2 separate regions of the Homo sapiens genome follow, and region 2 is linked to region 1. A link is a contact called in ENCODE Hi-C or POLR2A ChIA-PET data. All regions are on one chromosome and are shown on one strand. The core of a region is the stretch at or near the end of the contact, and the rest is flanking DNA. Distances in the headings are between cores, read along the strand shown. Region 1 overlaps NCOR2 (nuclear receptor corepressor 2). Region 2 has its middle 24 kb from the start of NCOR2.

The links. A loop is a pair of places that touch in the nucleus more often than their neighbours do. ChIA-PET counts read pairs that join two places held with the same protein, here RNA polymerase II (POLR2A). Pooled maps may share reads with other maps.
Region 2: a loop to region 1 is called in a pooled map, with 2.2 times the contacts of the local background. The contact joins two enhancer-like sites. A Hi-C loop is called at or near these places in 5 of 37 single-sample maps with no recorded cell type and 5 of 50 pooled maps. POLR2A ChIA-PET finds 5 or more read pairs at or near these places in 1 of 52 experiments (CD4-positive, alpha-beta memory T cell).

What each region holds. Positions count from the first base shown.
Region 1 is chr12:124,492,586-124,497,624 of GRCh38, reverse strand. NCOR2 (nuclear receptor corepressor 2) reads left to right here. Exons shown (of 49, transcript NM_006312.6): 3 at 2,257-2,478. The coding sequence starts at 2,374. Among named protein-coding and RNA genes, the nearest start is that of NCOR2, 73 kb to the left of the region's middle. RefSeq lists enhancers at 933-1,062, 717-1,675, 1,676-2,635. Within about 2 kb of position 2,952, at least 5 of the 41 ENCODE cell types and tissues checked have a DNase peak (open chromatin) inside an H3K27ac peak, as active enhancers do.
Region 2 is chr12:124,589,091-124,594,129 of GRCh38, reverse strand. No RefSeq gene overlaps it. Among named protein-coding and RNA genes, the nearest start is that of NCOR2, 24 kb to the right of the region's middle. RefSeq lists an enhancer at 282-785. Within about 2 kb of position 1,954, at least 3 of the 41 ENCODE cell types and tissues checked have a DNase peak (open chromatin) inside an H3K27ac peak, as active enhancers do.

The DNA.
Region 1 (5,039 bases), core at 1,703-4,202:
TTTGTGATTCCGATGCCTTCCTATTTATTCCACATAGTACTGGGTTTCTGTATACCTATGCTGATAATAAGCTTCTCTTGTATGTAAAGTTATGCCTAACTGAATGAAAGTGACAGGCCCGGGGCTAGACGGCTGTCGCCTGGGTAATCTCTATAAAAAAGTCCCTACGCGGGGGTGGCACATGAATGTCTGATGTTTAGGGAACACTGTGTGTTTGGAGGTTCAGAGAGGGCAAGTGACTTGCCCAAGGCCACGCAGCTTAGCGATGGTGGAGCGGGACGTGTTCCCATGTTCACGGGAATTGCGCCATACATCCTGTCTCGGGGCTGGGAAAGCCCACGCAGGCAGGACCGAGGTGGTGGTAGATGTGTCAGTCTTGGCTCCGGAATTCCTTGGCTTTTCTGTGTTTGAAGGATGGACAGCAGCCAGTTGAAGGGGTGGCCTCCTCTGTGACTCCTTCTTTCCCTGTGTGAGCCCGAATTCTTGGTGGCATGTGACAGAAACCCAGCTTGGGCTGCCAAAGACAAAACGTGCAGAAGGAGTGCCCTGGCTCCCCTAATGAAGTGAGCAGGCTTCGACCTGCCTCCAGCCACCATCGGACACAACCTGCTCTTACCGCCCTTTCGCCCTGCCTTCCTGCCGGTGGGCGTGGGTCTCAGGCAGGCTCCTGCTGCATGGTGGCCCCCAGAGCTCCAGGCTTTCATTCCCAGCTTAGATCCCCAGCAGAGAGCACCTTTCTCCTGGTTCCAGCAGCAAAAGTCTCAAGGCAGATTCTCATTGACTCCTATTGGGTCACAGGCTCATCCTTGAGACAGTCACTGGCCCAGAAGCATGCAGGACTCTGATTGGCCAGGACCGGGTCACATGACCATCCCTGGCACCTGGGGAGGGAGGGAGGGTCAAGTCTACACTAATGAGAGATGAGGTGGGGCCTGGGAGGCAGTCAGGGCCCCCAACCTTAACCTTCCTCCCAATGCCCCTCCACATTAGGCCTCCAAGGGCTTTCCTGCTTGGAGAAGGACGGTTACCCTCTTCAGGTTGGGGGAGGGGGTGTTCTGATGAAATTGCAGGGCTGGGTATGCTCTGTTTCCCCTCCTGACCCCTGACCTCGTGTGGTGCAGCCTCAGTCCTCCGCCACTGGAGGCCCACATCCAGGCGCTGGGTCCCGGTGCCAGGGTGCATTTCCCTCAGCTCTGGGGGGTGTGTGCAATTGTGGGGGTGCTGGAGAGGGCTTTGCATGAGGCAGGACCTGATGGACACACCTTTTCTGAGGGACTGGTTCAGGGAGAGTGTGGAGGGGGCCTTGGTCTGGGATGGGACCCTGTTGTAAGCCCAGCAGGTGGCGTGGAGCTGTGGCTGGCGGAGGAAGGGGAGAAGCCTTGTTGGGGGTGGGGGGTGCTTAGGGGTTTCCTGGCAAAGGCAGCTTCGGAGTAGGGGTCCCCGTGGCTCCCTTGCTGGGCCGTGTCTTCTCTGTGGGGCTGTTTTTCCATCTGTAAAGCTGCTAGCCCGCTTCGTGTTATTCCTCTGGCGTGGCCACGAGTAGATCCTCTCCCGTGGAAGGCTCCAGTATCTGCCCCAGGAGCCGTTTGGGGTACCTATCCCTAGGCTGCAGGGCCCGACTGGCTGTCATTCTGCCCTTGGCTCTTCCTGGTGTAGCCCTCCATGTCCTAATCCCACCTCCTAGTTTGCATCTGGCTAACCTCATATCAGTCCTGTCCCATGTCATGGTGTCAGCCTCCTGCACAGGGTCATAGCCTTGCCCAGGTCATGCTGTGGCCTGTGGCCCGTGGCCCGCCTGAGCTGGCCCTGGTCCCTGCTGCCCGGGACAGCGGTGTGTGATGTCCCTGCTGCCGGCCGCCCCTCCTGGGACAGGTGCTTTCTGGGAATTCTGCCCTGTGACTTAGAAACCCGGGGGCCATGGAGTGAAGTTGGATGGGCTTAGGGGGGCTGGGAGCCATCTGGGTGGTGGTGAGGGCAGCGCAGAGTCCCTGTGCCTGCCGGGTGAAGGCCTGGGTGGGGAGGAGGCCTCTGGTCCCTTGCGTGGCTTGCATGGCTCGGAGGGACCTTGAATGCCATGCCTGTCTCCTTGTGCTCCCGGAGAACAGGTGAGTGTGGCAGTGGATGGAGGAGGGTCCAGGCAGGCCCCTGGGTGCTCGCGTGTCCTCACGGGACCACAGGAACGACTCGGGGACCTGTGCACGGAGGAGCCAGCTGCCCCGTGGCTGATCTTGTTTTTCTTTTCTTGTTTTCCCGCAGGTGCCAGTGACGGGGTGGCCCGTGAGCTGATGACGAGGACTGGCTTTTAATCCTTGGTGGTGATTAAGAGAAAGCTTATTGGGGCCTGGGAGCAGCTCCCCGCCGACCCCCACCACCATGTCGGGATCCACACAGCCTGTGGCACAGACGTGGAGGGCCACTGAGCCCCGCTACCCGCCCCACAGCCTTTCCTACCCAGTGCAGATCGCCCGGACGCACACGGTAAGGGGGTGCACATGTGTGCGCCTGGGGCTACCTTTGAGACCCTTCTTCCATTCCACTGAGTCTTCACCCCTTCCTTTCTCCTGGGAGCCAGGCTCATGTGGCTCTGAGCCTCCCAGGGCAGAGGGGAGGCCGCCACAGAGACCCCTGGTGTCTGAAGCCTTTTCCAGAATATCTGATAAAATCTCTTTGCTCCCATTTTAAAGCTGGGAAGATGGAGGCTGGGGCCAGGCTGAGCTGGGGCTCTGCCCTCTCTGGACTGGTAGTGGGATTGGCACGCGAATGTGGAGCTCCTGCTGTATTCACTTTCCTGCAGCCTAGCCTCACCTCTGCTCCCCCGCTGCCGCAGTATTGGGTAGGATTGGGGTGGCTTCCAGGGGGCAAGGGGGCCGGATAGGTCACAGCTCCCCTTCCTTCCTGTCCTCCCGTTCCGTGTGTATTCACCTTGGTGCGGCTCGAGGCTCTGAGGTGAGGAGGCCCCACACAGGTTGCGTTTCTGCCTCCCTGACATGAGGGTCCAGGGTGCTGGCTGTGTCTTTGGGGAGCCCGCCCTGTGGCCAGGGCAGATGGCTTGCCCTGGGAGCAGGTGGGCCTCGCTGCCTGCCCACATGTGTGCCCTGGTCGGGTCTCCTAAGCCGCACCCCACCCCACCCCACTTCCCAGCGGGGGCCCCATTTCCTGCCTCTTCTCTCACTGCATGGTGTGGCCAGGACAACGGGCCTTGGTTTCGCTCCTTTGGCATTTATGGGGTGCTTGCTGTATACCATGTCTCTGGGTGTTTGCCAAGCGGCTTTCAGAGTTGTGGGCCTCCCCCTTGTGACCTCCTGGCTGCTGAGTGAGGGGATGTGAGGCCTGGAGGTCACAGCTGGAGTGAAGCTGACCCTGCCGGCCACCGTGGGGGTGCGTGTGTGCGTGTGTGTGTGTGTCTGTCCTGCCTGGCTGGTGTGGTCCCCTCTTGTGAGAACCAGAAAGGAAGCTGTGTGGGAGGACGTTTCCATCAGTGAGCAGAAGGTTTTGCATATAAGCTCACTGGCCCTGCCTGGGGGAGTCCCTGACACAGTGGCCTCCTGTAGGTTGGGCCCCTGGGGCGCTTTGCAGAGTCAGCTGTCCTCAGTGGGTGCGTTGTGGATCCCTCTTAGGACGGCAGTTCCCTGGGCAGAGTCATTGCATTCTCCTGGGCGGCCCTGTGAAAGAGCAGCTCACGCTCTCATCCCACTTCGCAGATGAGGAGACTGAGGCCCAAGAGGTTAAATCACAGGCCTCAGGTGCGATTGCCCTAAGTGGGGAGGCTGCCACAGCATCGGGGCTCCAAGCTTCTGTGTCCCCCCACTCCCCCGTGCCTCTATTTATTGAGCACCTACTGCGTGCCTGGGGCTAAGGAATAGACTCCCAGTGGGAAATGATTTTATATTTTGTCATCATTGTCTTTATCTGTCACCACCACCAACAAAAAGAAGAGCTCTTGTTAACTGAGCACCTACTATGGGTCAAATGTTGTTCAAAGCCCTGAGTGTATATGGTTGTGTGCATTCCCCTGATCACCCCAGAGTGGGACTATCATGCTCTGTATTTTGTCAATGGGAAAATATTTCACAGGGTAGGAAACTGGACAAGTTACGTAACCTCTCTGAGCCTCAGTTTTGTCACCCATAAAGTGGGGGTACTGAGAGTACCTGTCTCCTAGATTCTCACGAGGGGTAAAGGGGATATGCCGAATGTTCTTAAGATGGCGCCTGGCTCAGGGCCAGCCCGCTCTGTCCGTTTGCTGCTGCCGTTCCTTGGTCTTGTTGCTGTACCTGCAGCTGCCCAGAGGGGAACCTGCCTGCCCTGGGGGTGCTGCTGGCTTCTGGTTTCTTGTCCTGTCCTGTGGAGGTTCCCACTCTTCTCAACCGCCCTCACCCGGCTCCTAGCCTTGGGGAGTCCTCAGGCTGCTGTGGCCTCTGCTCTCCCACCCCTCCTGCCCTTTGCCCCAACTGGGCCCTCGGGGTCACTGGCTGACCCTAGACACCTCCCATTCTTCTCCTGCTGGGCCGTCAGTGACGCAGGATGTGGGTGGACAGGGCCAAGCGCTCACCGCCCCCTCCAGGCAGGAGGCTGAGGCCAGGGAGTGAGTGGGGCCCAGCCTGGCGGCCACAGGTGAGAACATGTCTGTCCTTGTGTGGGGGCAGCAGGGGCCACCTGTGTGTGCTCCTCCCTGGGGGAGCTGCCCCATATCGGACCCTCCTGCCTCATGGTAGGGCTGCCCATCCAGAGAATCCTGCTTGTCTCTTGAAGGGCAGGAGGAAGAGTTCTGGGCACTCTGAGGAGGGCCCTGCTGCCCTGGGCATATTGCAGGGTGGAGCCGCTTTCTTGCTGTGGGTTGGAGGTGAGCTGGGGGCTGTGATCTGGAGGCCCCTCCCTGGAAGCCCCTCAGCCCTCAAACCCTTCCTGTCCTTTTAAAGGGCAAGACCCAGTTCGAAAGATACTACCCCCTTCCTGAGCTCCTCATCAAGCCACAGAAAGACAGATCCCCCCGGGTAAGGGGACAGTCAGTGGCGGGAACCTGGCTGTCCTGGTTCCTC
Region 2 (5,039 bases), core at 705-3,204, 98 kb before region 1:
TAGGCTGCCGTGAGTTATGATTGCATTGCTACCCTCCTGCCTGGGCAACAGAGTGAGACCCTGTCTCAATCGTCATCATCATCATCGTCATCATCATCACCATCATCTCACACAGACAAAGGTCTGTGCATAGGCAGCTGCAGGATTGGCTGCTTGATGCCGTCAGCAAAGACCAAGACCCTTCCCTCTGGTGTCATTGGCCATGTTCCCTCCTCATCCAAAATGGCCACTGGGGCCAGCTGCTTCATCTGATTGTTTTTGAGGCTGGAAAAAGAAGTGGGAAAACCTTCCCTGCATGCCTCACTCTTCAATCAGGGAGAGAAAAACCTTCCCCAGACTCCTGTTAGGTCCCATGGAACAAAAAGAGGTCCTGGGGGGTCTCTCCACACAGAGAATGCGTGTGGTCAGGCTCCTCATAGGCAGAGCCTGAGGCAAGGATTTCTGTACAAGCCATTTATTAGGAAGGTAGCAGTCTGGGACAGGCGGGAAGAGAGTGGGGAAACAGGACGGGGACGACGGGAAGAAGCCAGGCAAAGGATCCCTCGGGAGCTCTGGGGCATCAGTGACAGCCCAGACAGTCCCACCTTGAGGCGAGGGCCAGGCTTTCAGGCCCCGCACCAGCCAGTCCTTGCCAGGCGGCCGGCCTAGGTGGGTAAACTCCAGGCAAGGAAGGAGGAGGCTTAAGGGTCCAGAGTCAACCCTCAAAGGAAGTCAAGGGTGCAAGACAGAGCAGCAGAGTGGCCCAGGCCCCGGGGGTGCAGGCTCAGCTGGGTTACGAGGGTGTCCAGGCAACCACTGCAGGGCAGAATTGGGGCTTCCTGCCGGGGAGAGCAAGGAGCTGGAATGTTCAACCTCGGGGCGAGAGGCAGGCTCTCCTTCGGAAACAAGGAGAGGGAAAGGCGGGTGGGTGGAGAAACAGCAGGATCTGCCGCAAGCCCGGTACGCCAGATGAACCCACCTCTGAACACGGTTGTCCTGGTCAGGACAAGAGGAAAAGGAGGTCATACCGGGTCACAGCAAGCCCTGTGGCCCTGTCCCCCGCCACTTCCCATCCTCTGAGGGGCTTCCTGGGGCCCCTTCTGCCCACTCAGCGCCCTCGGCTTCTTCCGGCCTGAGAGCCAGCAGAACTGAGACCGTGCCCTTCAAAAAGGGAAGCTCTGTCAGCCACCACATCGTGACACTTGTCTCGGAAGAGTGAGAGTGATGAGGGATGGGGGTGAGAATTCTCTTGACTTACATCTTCGCTGGGTTCCCTGAAAAAAAATAAATACTCAAGGTTACAAATGGATGACGGGCTGTGGTCTATGCGTTTTCTTGAATGTCTTTTGCAGTAATAAAGGGGAAGGTTGTTAGCACAAGGTGGGTGGTAAGAAGCTAATTATGGCGCTGGAGGATCAGCGGTGTGAGGAGAGGCCAAGTTGGAGCCCCAAGTGGCGTCTGAGTGAGGAACTGTGAATTATTATGGGTGTGGTAGGGCTGGTGCCGGCTTGCTCTGCGGCAGAGCTGAGTTGCCTGGTCACTTTGCCCTGGCACAAATGCCCAGACAGATACCTTTGAACTCCTGGCCGCTGTGTGCTTTCTTCCATCCCGAAATGTGTGACAGACGCAGGAGGAACTGCAGAAAATTGAGGCGCCCGAGGAGATGGGAGGTGGAGTTTTTCTCCATTTTTTTGACTCAGTAGCTTTGGTGGTTTGGCCTGGATGCAAGTTCTCTTTGCTGACGGCAGGGCCTTTGGCGGGGGCTGCTGGTTCTGGTGCCCTGCTGGGGCCGTGTGGAAGGAGAGGGGAGACTGGGGGCAGAGGTTGTGCAGGTCAGAGTGTGGGGAGGGAACAGGAGGCCAAGGTGGGAAGTTCAAGTCCCACCAAAGTCCTTGGGCTGGGACTTTTGCCAACAGAGGAAGGCCGGATGGCAGAAATGACTCAGGGTGAGCCATCCCCAACACAAAAGCTAGGCCTTCCAGACCATGGTGACCAACTCATCCTGATTGCCTGGGACTTCCCGGGATTTAGCATTGAGGTTCTGTATCCTGGGAAGACCCTCAGTCCTGGGCAAAGTGGGAATGATGGGTCACCCGAATGCAGACACCCCAAATTCCCAAGCAAGAGAGCGGGGTCCAGAGGCAGAGGACACGGCCTCGGAGTCGGGCCAAGCCAGAAGCCAGGGCTGAATCCTGCCACCCCCACCAGCCCTGAGAAACTTTGGCCAAGGGACTGCTCCCTGAAAGACGGGAAGAAAAGTTACCTCGAAGAATCATTTGGGGAAGTGAATGGAATAAAGCAGGAAGCCTAAGTGCCTGGAAGAGAGTGAGGGCCCAGAAATGTCAGGGATGGGCTGGGTGCGGTGGCTCATACTGTAATCCCAGCACTTTGGGAGGCTGAGGCGGTGGATCACTTGAGGCCAGGAGTTCGAGACCAGCGTGGCCAACATGGGTATGGCAGGGCTGGTGCTGGCTTGCTCTGCGGCACAGCTGAGTTGCTCTGAGATTTTTCAGGGCACCGTCTCTACTAAAAATACAAAAATTAGCTGGGTGTGGCAGTGGATGCCTGTAATCCCAGCTACTCAGGAGGCTGAGGCAGGAGAATCACTTGAACCTGGGAGGTGGAGGCTGCAGTGAGTGAGATCACCCCACTGTACTCCAGCCTGGGCGACAGAGCAAGACTCAGTCAAGAAAAGAAAGAGAGAAAGACAGAAAGAGAGAGAGAGAGAAAGAAAGAAAGAGAAAGAAAGAAAGAAAGAAAGAAAGAAAGAAAGAAAGAAAGAAAGAAAGAGAGAGAGAAAGAAAGAAAGAGAAGGAAAGGAAGGAAAGGAAGAGAGATAAAGAAATGTCAGGGATGTTTGTTGTGTGGGGTGGTGGCCGTGTTCTTATCGCCAACCACGGAGACTGAGATGAAGGCCTCTGGCAGATGGAAATTATCAAAGAGGGGACTGCCCTTGACTTTTGGAAAGAAATGCAGATCAGCAGAATGTGCACAAAGACAGAGATAGTTACTACAGCATTGAGAGGGACGAGAAGACGGGTGCACGCTGCATCACCATCAGTCCGGGGCTGGCTGGTGAGTTAGGGTCTATCCATCCAGGGGACTACAATGGTCTCAAAAAAAAAATGTGGATTCTACATAAACTGATGTAGAACGAGCTCCAATACTGATTGCTTAGTGAATATTCAAGAGGTAAAATAGGGTGTATAGTAGGTTGCGTTTGTGTAAAAAAGGTAGATATCATTTGTTGTCAGGAAAAGGCAAATCGAACTACAATGAGATACCACTTCATACCCATTAGGAAGGATGGTTATAATAATAATTTGAAAAAACAAAAAATAACAAGTGTTGGTGAGGATGCGGAGAAATTGCAACCTTCGTGCATTGCTGGTAGGAATATAAATGGTGCAGCCACTGTGGAAAACAGCATGGTGGCTCCTCAAAATGTTAACACAGAATGACCCCACGACCTAGCAATTCCGCTCCTAGGGCTATACCCAGAAGAATTGAACACAGGTACTCAAACAAATACTTGCACATAAATGTTCACAGCAACACTGTTCACAATAGCCAAAAGGTGGGAACAACCCAAATGTCCATCAACAGATGAATGGGTCAACAAAGTGTGGTCTATCCATACGATGGGATATTTTTTAGCCATAACAAGGAATGAAGCCCCGATGCAAGCTACAACACAGATGAACCTTGAAAATATTATGCTAAACGAAGGAAGCCACATATAGAAAAACAAATATTCTATGAATCCATTTATACAAAATGTACAGAATAGACAAATCCATAGAGACAGAAAGTAGACTGGTGATTGCTGGGGGCTGGAGAGGGGCTGAGGGAGACATGGAGATGCTGCGTAACGGGTACAGGTTTCCTTCTTGAGTAATGAAAATGTTTTAGGCCGGGGTGCAGTGGCTTATGCCTGTAATCCCAGCACTTTGGGAGGCCGAGGCAGGTGGATGGCTTGAGGTCAGGAGATCGAGACTAGGCTAGACAACATGGTGAAACCCCGTCTCTACAAAAAATACAAAAATTAGCCTGGTGCGCTGGCATTCGCCTGTAGTCCTAGCTGCTCGGGAGACTGAGGCACGAAAATCACTTGAACTCGGAAGGTGGAGGTTGCAGTGAGCCAAGATCACACCACTGCACTCCAGCCCGGGCAACAGAGCGAGACTGTCTCAAAAAAAAAAGTTCTAAAACTAGATATGGCAATGGTTGTGAATGTACTAGATGTCACTAATGATAAATTTTATGTTATGTGTATTATACCACACATGTACACACAAAAAGGCAGTACATGTATGCATACAAACACATATATGTACATACATGTATGCATACAAACACATATATGTACATACATGTATCCCGTTATATGCACAAAATATCTCTGGAAGGAAAAATTGATGACTATGGCTGTCCTTGGTGATGGGAACTGGGAGCTGGAGATCAGGAAGGGAGACTTTGTTTATTGTATATTGTTTGGGTCTCTTGGGGCTGATTTTATCATATGCATGTATTACCTTAAAAATGGAATAAGGGCCAGGTGCAGTGGCTCACAGTTGTAATCCCAGCACTTTGGGAGGCCAGGATGGGAGGTTCACTTGAGCCCAAGGATTGCAGACCAGCCTGGGCATCATAGTGAGACCCTGTCTCTACAAAAAAAAATTTAAAATGAGCCAGGTATGGTAGCAGGTGCTGTGGTCCCAGTTATTTGGGAGGCTGAGGTGGGAGGATCACTCGAAACCCAGAAGGTCAAGGCTGCAGTGAGCTAGGATGGCACCACTGCACTGCACACCAGCCTGGGTGACTGAGAGAGCCACTGTCTCAAAAAAAAAAAAAAAAAAAGGAGTAAGTTCCCCAGGTGAATTTTAAAAGAATAACATAAGAAATTCAGGGGAAATCATGACATGTTCAAGACACGTCCCCTTTGCGGGCATGTGGATCATGTGGCCAGACAGCAGGAAAAGCACTGAGTCACTCGTCTTTGATGAAGCCCTGCCTTTGCCGCTGAGGACAAATGTTCTTTCCAATCCCACGGGAGGAAG